Linked DNA regions of Homo sapiens: region 1 is linked to region 2. A link is an interaction called in ENCODE POLR2A ChIA-PET data of the cell type or tissue named here. Cell type or tissue: MCF 10A. All regions are shown on one strand. Region 1 overlaps FOXP1 (forkhead box P1). Region 2 overlaps FOXP1 (forkhead box P1).

What was found. ChIA-PET counts read pairs that join two places held together with the same protein. Peaks named below come from ENCODE experiments on the same cell type or tissue, not always from the same donor. Only the 100,000 strongest peaks of a DNase experiment are listed, where the experiment ranks them.
Region 1: POLR2A ChIA-PET joins it to region 2 with 27 read pairs; 12 of 35 experiments call an interaction of 5 or more read pairs at or near these places.

What each region holds. Positions count from the first base shown.
Region 1 is chr3:71,421,230-71,426,229 of GRCh38, reverse strand. All of the region lies in intron 3 of FOXP1 (forkhead box P1), which reads left to right. Among named protein-coding and RNA genes, the nearest start is that of MIR1284, 120 kb to the left of the region's middle. RefSeq lists an enhancer at 4,181-4,230. In MCF 10A, no CTCF peak of the experiment used is centred here; a DNase peak (open chromatin) is centred at 2,809.
Region 2 is chr3:71,493,705-71,498,704 of GRCh38, reverse strand. The region is part of intron 2 of FOXP1 (forkhead box P1); the gene reads left to right. Among named protein-coding and RNA genes, the nearest start is that of MIR1284, 46 kb to the left of the region's middle. RefSeq lists an enhancer at 318-1,256. In MCF 10A, no CTCF peak of the experiment used is centred here; DNase peaks (open chromatin) are centred at 2,484 and 2,834.

The DNA.
Region 1 (5,000 bases), 72 kb after region 2:
TTCCCTCCCCTGACTCCTTTGCCTGATTCTTTCAATGTTCATAGGATCTTTTCAATCCTCAGACCTACCTGCATTTCCAGAGTGCCCTGTTTTCTAGCTCTTAGGTCAAGAGGTATCACCATCAAGTTAATATCCTCTTTCAACATCTCATAGGATCAGAGCTGGCATGATGAGAGGCTCATGCATTGAGCTGATGCTAGGGTATTTTCAGTCCTGGGCAGAGACCTGGATGAGCCAGCATGTTAGTCAAACCCAGCTGGCCTGCAGACTGTGGTCTTAAACAGGCCACACTATTGATTGATGTGGTTCAGCTATACGTGGGTGAGTGTACATGGTTGGGATCCTGGAAATTTGCAAGAGTTTGAATAAGCTCAATTTAATGGCCCTTCATGTTGGATGAATGTCATGGTAGAGAAAGAAATGAGGGCAAATGTTGAGGTATTCATAGATACTCATAAATCTCATGTCTTTTTCAGTTCTTTTTTTTTTTTAAGTGGTTTGATTGCCTTGACCAAATGAAATCTTACTCAGAGCCCCCCCACCTTTAAAATAAACAAAAGTTGAGTTATTATGGTTGAGTAAGGGCATGAGTTCAAAGCTTCTCCTTGTTTTTTTCATTCAGCAGATACTTATTAAGCATTTATTTTGCCAGGGACTCTGCCAGGAGCTGAGGAGACGGTTATACACCAGGAAGTTGAGGGAGTTCCAGCTCTGAGAAGTTGGTCTCCCCTCCCCACCCTCCACACTGCAGTGGCCCCTTGGAATGGATTTGGAAACCAGAGTCTGTATTAAGAACAGTAAAATGGCTGGGTGTGGTGGCTCACACCTGTAATTCCAGCACTTTGGGAGGCCAAGGCGGGTGGATCACTTGAGGTCAGGAGTTCGAGACCAGCTGGGCCAACATAGTAAAATCCTGTCTCTACTAAAAATACAACAACAACAAATAATTAGCCGGGTGTGGTGGCACATGCCTGTAATCCCAGCTACGCAGGAGGCTGAGACAGGAGAATTGCTTGAACCTGGGAGGTGAATGCTACAGTGAGCCGAGATTGTGCCACTGCACTCCAGCCTGGGCAGCACAGTGAGACCCTGTCTCATACAAAACAAAACAAAACAAAACGAAACAAAAAAAAACAGGAAAATGAAGACACCTTGTAGATTATTGTCTGACACTTGCAAGTTAGTAGATTTCCAGTATATGAATACAAATTCAAGATAGTGCTTTTTTTCTTTTTCTGAGTAAACACTGAGAGTATGGCAACTGCCATACACATTTCCCTCTTCCTAGAAAAAGCTTTCCCTGTTCTTGATCACTCCTTACCTCTTACAGTTGGCTTGTGACTTCCTCCCACCCCAGGCTGGACGTTGTTTCATGAAAGTGTTTGGCTTCTCCAATGGGAACATTGGATTCTTGAAGGCCAGGGCTGTGTCCTCCACTTTTGCTGACAGAAGCCAGCCCAGCATAGGCAGCAGTTGCTGGATGAATTCTGAGGACCACTTCTTCAGCTCGGCAGTGACACCAACCTTGTTTTGGTGGTTTTCCTATGATGGCTTGGAAATTAGTGGCAAAATTGGAGTGCGGATTTTTGTGGGTTTTTAAAAACCTTCTGACAGTTTTGGGTTTGATTAATACACCTCTGGAAGTTAGCTGCATTTTATGATTCTTAGGCATGGTGGTCCCCAGTGTTCTTACAGAACCACCTAATTTCCATGGTGTGGTGTGGTGGAAATATCACAAATTTAGAGTCAGGAGAACCAGACATGGAATCCTCTTTACCTGGCTGTGGGCACTGGGCAAAGCACTTGTTTCCTCATTGGTAACATTGCAAGGTTATGGTGGGGATTACAAATGAGATAGGGAAGGCGCCCTACCCAGTGCTTGCAACATCGCCAGAGCTTGCAAAAGATGGACATTATCCTAATTATGACTTGAAAGCCCAAATTGGGATTTATGATCTTCCCTGTTTGACTGCAGAGGAGGTGATGCCTCTGTTTGCCTGGTCGCCAAAATCATTGTCCCTTCCTTCTTGCTGCTGGTGAGACTATGGTTAAAGGACCATCCTTCAGCGCAGTTCTTTGTTACTTATTGAAAAAGGTTGGCATTCTGGCAGAAATGTTAGCATTAGAAATGTTTCTAAGCCAGGCCTGACAGCTTGGGCCTATAATCCAGCGACTTGGGAGGCTGAGGCGGGAAGACCACTTGAAGCCAAGAATTCCAGATAAACCTGGGCAGCATAAGGAGACCTTGTCTCTAAAAAATAAATATGTACATAAAATAAGTAAGAAATAAAAATAGAAATATATTTCTGCTGGTGCATCTTTATGGACTTGCGGGTATATTTAGGGCCATTCATGAAATCATGTGACCTAAGACAAGCTGATTAAATACAACTGAAGATGTCTCAGGCTCAGCTAGATCACACATAGAATGGGCGGGGCGGCGGGGGAGCATAATAGCACTTCCCTGCCAGGGTTGCTGAAGGGCTCAGTGAGGTGGGAGATACAGTGTGCCTGGGATGCAGATAACGTGACTGAGAAATCCACACAGGCCAGCCTGGGAGGCCCCTGTGTTGGCCCCATGGCCAGCTACCTCTCTAATTCTGGTTCTATGGCCTATGATTCTTTGTCAGGTCTGCTTTGTACCCCTGGTAGAACCATGTCTGAGCATGCCAGCCAGCAGGGGGATGCTCTTTGTGTGAGGAGAAGCTGGTCTAATCCCGGATATCCTATAAAGTTGAGCAGTTTGCGAGGGGAGACAGAGGACACGCCTTTAGGACTAATGTGTTTTTCCTTGGCAGAAGTCCAAGGTGAACCTCTGTCTTTGCCAAAGGAACACCGCTTCAGGGCCTGTGACTAGGATGTTCTGAGTGGCTGGGTTGGTCTTGGGAGTGGGAGCCTGGAGCCTTCTCACTTTGGATGCACGCTTGGTCTTGCTCTGCGATGCGCTTGGCAAGTTGCCACAATTCTTATGTCTCTCTCTGCTTCCTCATCTGTGAAATGGGCTTAATAGCACCTAGGGAAGGAAGAACTTGTAGGTGCTGTGTGGATTCATAAATTCACCCTCAGTGAGAGCTTTGAAGATGTGAAATTGTCTCTGGGGACTTGGAGGTGTTCTAAACCTGTTGAACCAGAGACATTGGCATCTTACTGGGTTGCCTGTAGCAGCTGGAGAGTTGGAGGCCTCAGATATTGGGCTGGGTGTTGGGCTTCAGGCAGCTCTTTCCTGGCTCCTGAATGAGTTTTAGTTTTCTCCAAGGAAATCTTGACTTGTCTTAGCTTACACATGGGGGTTTGTATTGGAGTTTTGGTTTGTGTTTTCTCCATATGAAAGAAGGGGTGTGTGAGTGTGTGTGTGTGTGCGCGCTTGTGTGTGTGTGTACCCAGAAATGGTAGGTAACTCTTACTGAGATGAAAGAATTTCAAGGCTTACACAGCCAAGAGAGAGGGCATTCACCCCTTTTTTTCTTCCATTGGTTAAGTTTGTCCCCTAGATCCTTCTCTGAAGTGTGGGAGCTGTACAGCACTACCAGTGAGTTCCTTCTCTGTTTAATTGGAAGGACTTGTTGCAGCTTGGGCGATTATTCTTTTTGGCTTTCTTTTCGATTATTTCCCCACACTTCAGATTCATTTGAAACAAGTTTTCAGCCTTGTTCAGGTGGAAACCTGTTTTCAGTTGTGGGCTCTCCTGACCTCACTGGAAGGGTGAGAAGAGAGGTGAGGACGTGGGGGAGGGACCCCATGCCCTCACTGCTCAAAGTGTGGTCCTCAAACGAGCAGCCGCGGCATCACCTGAGTTCTTATTAGAAATGCAGGGTCTCAGGCCCCACCCCAGACCGACTGAATCAGTCTTTTGCCAAGATGGCCAGGTGATTCACGTGCATTTAGGTTTAAGGAGCACTAGAACATTTTGGATTGTATGTAGTTTTTCTAATAGGAGTGAAAAGGGGGAGGGTTGTTGGTTGAGAAGTTCGTGTTTATGCTGATGCTGTTGCATGCTTCTCTCTTCTGAAGTGCCTGCATTATCACTCCCCTTGACTTCTAACTTCCTTACGTGTTGTCCTTGACTTGTGTTAGAAAGCTGTGAAGTGTGACTGAAACTAGCGGGTGAGTTAATGTTTCCTGTTCCACATCACACCATTAAGATGTCGCAGTGCTTGAAAGTAAAAGATGTTCAGCATCCCAATTGCGGGGTGACTGCAGACTGTCTTAAAAAGTTGGGCTGGGTTGTTTGAAAATTTCAAAAGGAAGCATCTCCTAAAATGATAAAATAGGAAACCAAGGCCACGTCAAGAGGGGATCAAATTATGACTTGCCTTCTGAGCTTTTCACATGGAGGTGCTCCATCAGCAGTTCAGAGGCAGCTGGGAGGCTAATCATAGGAGGGCCAACACTGGTCTGTTTTTGTTTAAGAGAATTATGGTAGGTGGTGATGGTTTTAAGAGTAAGTCAGCCATTCTGAGAGAAGGTTTGGGCAGTGGCTTGGTGACATCATCCCACTTGGATGAAAGAAGAGTCAAGCCAGCCTTTCTTTGGTCAGGAGGTCCTGAGACCAGCGGCCCCTCTGTTTCTAGTGTGAACCATTCACTACGCAGGTGTCTCTGTCCTGAGTCGGCTGGGTTCTGATGTTTGCATATTGTGGTTATCCTAAAATAGGATGCCCTGCCATTTATTGTCCTACGCTGGGGAGATGGCCCTCACACAATTTATGCTTCTTTGAAAAAAATGTCAAATTATATAAATTCAAGATTATTTAGGAAACACAAGCGATTTTGGTGTTCTTATTGAATAAAAAGATAACTAGATTGTTCTAGCACAGAAAAAATATTGAAACCATGTGCAACTTTATTCTTTTTTTCTGAAATTACGAACAGGGCATACATTTACCTGAGGGTAGAGGATGACATCGCCTAGCTAAATTCACCTTTAATGTGTTTAATTTTTTTTATCCTGATGTCAGAATCAAGGAAAATGATATTTATTCACTTTCCCCTGTAGTTTCT
Region 2 (5,000 bases):
TGATGTCAGTTTGCTGAGAGGGCCTTTGTTGGCATGCTCAGAAATGCCCGTGATGAGCATGTTGTCTGTTATCAATCCACTGCTTGAAATTCTGCAGTTCCTCAATCCTCTTTTTTTAGGATAGACATTCTTCAATAGAAATGGAATACTTGATTACATTTAGGCCATGGAGGCCAATACCCAGTGCAGTTCATTCCTTTAATTTTTAAGCTCTTCTCTCAGCTGTGCAGGCAAGTTCCAGGGCAGACTTTTGGAGGTTGAAAAATAGATGCAAATGCTGTCTGTGCTGTTGTTGTTTTCCTGGTGCCTGGCAGTGTTTGGTAAACAACTTGATTGCTAGGTCCCGGCCTCAGGGAACCACAGCTGCTCTTTCTAGCTCCCTGCAGACTTTTGTACTGAGCAGGGATTGCTTCAGGGAAAAATAAACAGGGGAGAACAAAACAAGAAAACATCACTTGTTGTTTTGTTTCTGCCTCTACCTGTTTTTCTGGAGCTGTTTTGCAACCACAGGCCCTGGGATTTGGGTTCCTTTGCTTTACAGAAACAAGGCAGGCCCCGGTGGCATTCCACGCTTCTCTCTCCATGGCTAGACTGTGGCATTTGGAGTAGCCACAGGACTTGGAAAGCGTTGGAAAGGACTTAGTAGCCACTGCCAGAACGCATGCATTTTTAAATATGTAAATTGAAAAGGGAGAAAGCTTCATTCTTTCTAATGACCCCCAAGATGGTAATCTGGCTTTTCAAATCTCTAGGAAAACAGATTGAATATGGCACAATTAATGTTTCAGCACTTCTCGGCTTTTCTCTAAAATATTTCAATGGGCTTTTAATTTATTGCAGCTCTTGATTAGCAGGGTTGAGGCAGGGTTACTGCTGACCTCCTGGGCCAAGGTACTTCTGGGGCTGTAGTGAAGTGGAAAAGAACAAAGGTTTGATAGTGTTCTCAGCTGGAGCCTCCCAGGGATGAGCCCCTGGGGGTTCACTGAATAATTCCTTCCCCTAAAGTAGTCAGAGAGCAATGCAGTGTTCTTCAGATCTTTATCAGAGTTACCTGGGGTATCTGTTGGGTAGAACAGCAGATTCCTGGAACTTGTTTAAGAATCTCTGGACTATGGAGGGTGGGAACTTGGGCTTCAAGCTGGTGCCTCCCTGCACACTCACATTTGCAGTCCATGGCCTTGGTGATTGATATTGCTACAGTGTAAATACCGTGAGCTGGGGTAGAAAGCAAGTGGGGGTACTGCTACATTTTAAAAAAATGTTTGAGACTTGCACATTGTTTGTTAGTGCATTTACTTTTCACTTACTCTACTTCACAAGTTGGCTGTTCCCTACCTTCTTAAATCAAAAAACTTTCTCCTGGAAATTGTTTCTTTTTGGTCTGAAGTAAGTCTTTTAGAATGTCCTTATAGAGAGGTGATAAACTTCTGTTTGTTTGAAAAAGCTTCTATTTCACCCTCAGCTTTAAGAGATAGTTTTTCTAGTTATACAATTCTACGTAGGCGGGTGGGGGTTTCTGTCATTTTTTTCTTTTCTTTTTTGTTTTTGCCTCTGTACTGTGGAAAGGATAATTTATTTGGGTATCTATCTTCTGGTATTTTTAAAAATTTCAGTTGCTGTATTTTTTTATGTCTAGAGTTCAGAACAGTTAAGTATTTTAGTTAGCTATGGGGTTCCATGAAGATGGAATTCAGTCCTGTGACTGTTGAATTCTTAACAACACACACACACACACACACACACTTCCACACACCACAGTGGTGATTCACCCTTTATTTTTAGATATGCCTGGTTACTTTAAAATATTAGAAGTCAAATAAGACAGCACTAATGACCATACACATAGAGCATTGTTTTTTTTTGTCTTTTTGTTGTTGTTGTTTGTTTCTTTTGTTTTTTTAGACAGAGTCTTGCTCTGTCGCCAGGCTGGAGTGCATTGGCGCAATCTCAGCTCACTGCAACTTCCGACTCCCTGGATCAAGCGATTCTTCTGCCTCAGCCTCCCTAGTAGCTGGCGTCACCATACCCAGCTAATTTTTGTATTTTTAGTAGAGAGGGATTTTCACCATGTTGGCCAGTGTGGTCTTGATCTCCTGACCTCGTGATCCGCCCGCCTCGGCCTCCCAAAGTGCTGGGATTACAGGCGTGAGCCACTGTGGCCGGCCACATAGAGTATTGTTTAACCGATTTATGTCTTAGCTAGAAAGCTGCTACTCACTCCAGTCCGAATGAAAACGAAACTCCCACAGGAAACCTCCACCAGCCCTCTCCTCATGGCTGATCTTTGCTGTTGACTTGCCTACTCCTCACCCCCAAGCCTTCGAGTATGATATTCTGACCTGTGAAATGCGTTTTCCACCCAATCTTCCAATTCCTCCCAAAACCTCAAGATAATGAATTCTTCTAGAAAGCTCTTATCTGCCCAGACACCTACTGTGCTTTTCTGTGTCACCCGTACTGCTTCTCTGTGCTTCTGAATCACTCTGGAATCATAAAACTGGAGACAGTGCATGACCTCATCCATCCTTTGCTACAGGGATTGCAACATGTTTGTTTTGTTTAAATATAACTTATTTAAAAAGTTAGCTGCCATCTTTGAAAAATTCTGGAATTTTACTAAATAGAAATCTAGATTACTGCCTTTATTTGTAGAATTGAAAGCTCTTGAGGTTCTTGAGGGTATGTGCCCATGTGGCAGTAATTGGAGGGGGAAGTACAATGGCTTCCCCCTTGAAGCTGATAAAGTGAGGATTTCTCAGCTTGCCACATTCCTTCCCTCTCCCTGTTACCTTACACCTGGCCTTCCTCGCTCATTTGCATTACCTGCCTGTTACAAAATGTGGCCCATGATTGTTAGTACCAGCATGGTCAGGTAGTGCCAAAATTCACTTGAGCAAGCCTGAGTCAGAAGGGTATATCACAAAAACTCAGGACTTTTATATTAGGGTATTGGCTGGAAAATATAGAGTTCCCATGGGCACAAGCTTTATAGAGTTGAGTCAGGCTGCTAAAACTCCCTGTGCCTCAGTTTTCTTATCCACATATTGAGTTTAAAATAATAATATCTGCTAAGAACTTTGTTGTAAGAATAGAATGAAATAATGATTATAAAAGACTTAAAACAATACCCAGTACATAATGAGTTTTCAACAAATGGCAATTATATTTTTAGAGAGTACCGAAAAGTTACTTCTTTCAGTTGTTGATTCATTTATTCACTCAAAAGATACATATTGAGTACTTGCTATGAGCTGGGCATTTTTCTGAAATTTTGGAGCATTGCGATGAAAAGAAATAGTTCTTTTATCTAATTGAGCTTATATTCTAGTGGGGAAGACAAATGAGCAAATAGATCAGGGCGAAAGCTCTGAAGTAAGCACATAGGATGATATAATTGAGACTAACTTGGAACCTAACTTAAGTAGGTGGGCAGGACAAGCTTTTTGAAGTGGCCTTTGTCCCTAAGTCCCAGTACTGAGAAGGGACCAGTTGTGTAAAGAATGGGCTCATGGCATCTTGGGAAGCTGAGATAGCAAGTGCACCAGCCCTGAGATGGGAAGACACTTGCCTTGCTTGAAACAAAAGGAGGACCACTGTATCTACATTGATTATAGTTTGGGATTGGGTTGGTAGTTAAGGCAGCGTCAGAGAAGTAGAAAGTGGCCAGATTATGTAGGGCCCTCAGGCCATGGAAAGAAATTCAAATTTTATCCTAAAGATGGTAAACAACTTCAGCCCATTTCTTCATTTCTTTTCTTTTTCTTTTTTCTTTTCTTTTTTTTTTTTTCTATGTGACATAGACTTCATGGCTTTAGGGAGCATGTCTGAGCCTTGGAAGTACTTCTTGGATCTCAAAGCTGCTTGGAGGCTTGGAGAATAGGACTTTGCCATTTGACTCGAAGTGTGGTCCATGATTGGTAGTATCAGCATCTCCTGGTAGTTTTCTAGAAATGCAGAATCTCAGGCCCACTCCAGATCTAGTGAATCAGAGTCTTCGGGGATGGGTCCCAGGAATCTGTATTTTGAAATGCTCTCCAAAAGATGCTTATGCACAGAAGTTTGAGAAGCATCAATCTAGAATACATCTGGACAGATTTCTGCAGGACATGGAGCTATGCTCATTGGAGAGGAATGGAAGCCTTTCCTGGGCACCCAGGGGATGCTGCCAGCCGCCGGGATGCTGGCTCAATAGGGTTAGGTACTGGTGCCAGGCTTAGCATTCTAAGCGCTTGAAAAACTCTCTGGTCACAGCACATCTTCAGTGTTGATGGCAGGTCAGCATGAGAGTGAATCATGGTAAAAACAAAACAAAAACCAAAAATCTCTTTTTAATCAGGAAGCTTAAAGGAGAAGTTAATTAGTTTAAAGTATTTAGAAGAAATATGCTTCTTTCAAAAAGACAGAAGCTTAGAGGTAGAAGGAACTTGAAGAGCATCGGTTAATGCCCTGACCCTACAGGTGAAGAGACTGGAATCGAGATGATAAATGGCTCTCCTGGGGCCACACTAGTGACTGAAGACCATACCGGGTCCAGAACTCAGGCTTCTCAGCTTTTGAGCCCTGACCATCGCACCGTATGTGCTTTCTTGATGGAAACATCTCCATGAGTATTGCTCCTTATGTAATCCATAATCATTTTTAGAATAAAATAGAATTATTTTGGAGAAAAAAATGATGATTACCTTTCCTACTAGTTTTAATGTTCGTTATTAGTACTAGTATTTCTAAAATAATTTAAAATTATTTAAATTTTTTACTTTTTTTGTTCTTCGAAAAAGATCATAACTTAATAGGGAATGGTACATTTATCTGTGTAATATTTTAGTTAAAACAGTTTATTGTTACCTGAAGACTTGATAATGGGAAGTGGTATTTTCATATGCTAAAATATTTAAAATATTTGGTACAAAGCCCATAATAAATAACAACTTTACAGTGTACGTGTTGAAGTGATTAGTAAATGTATCTTTCAAAACAGTATTTCCGGTTCATATTTAACA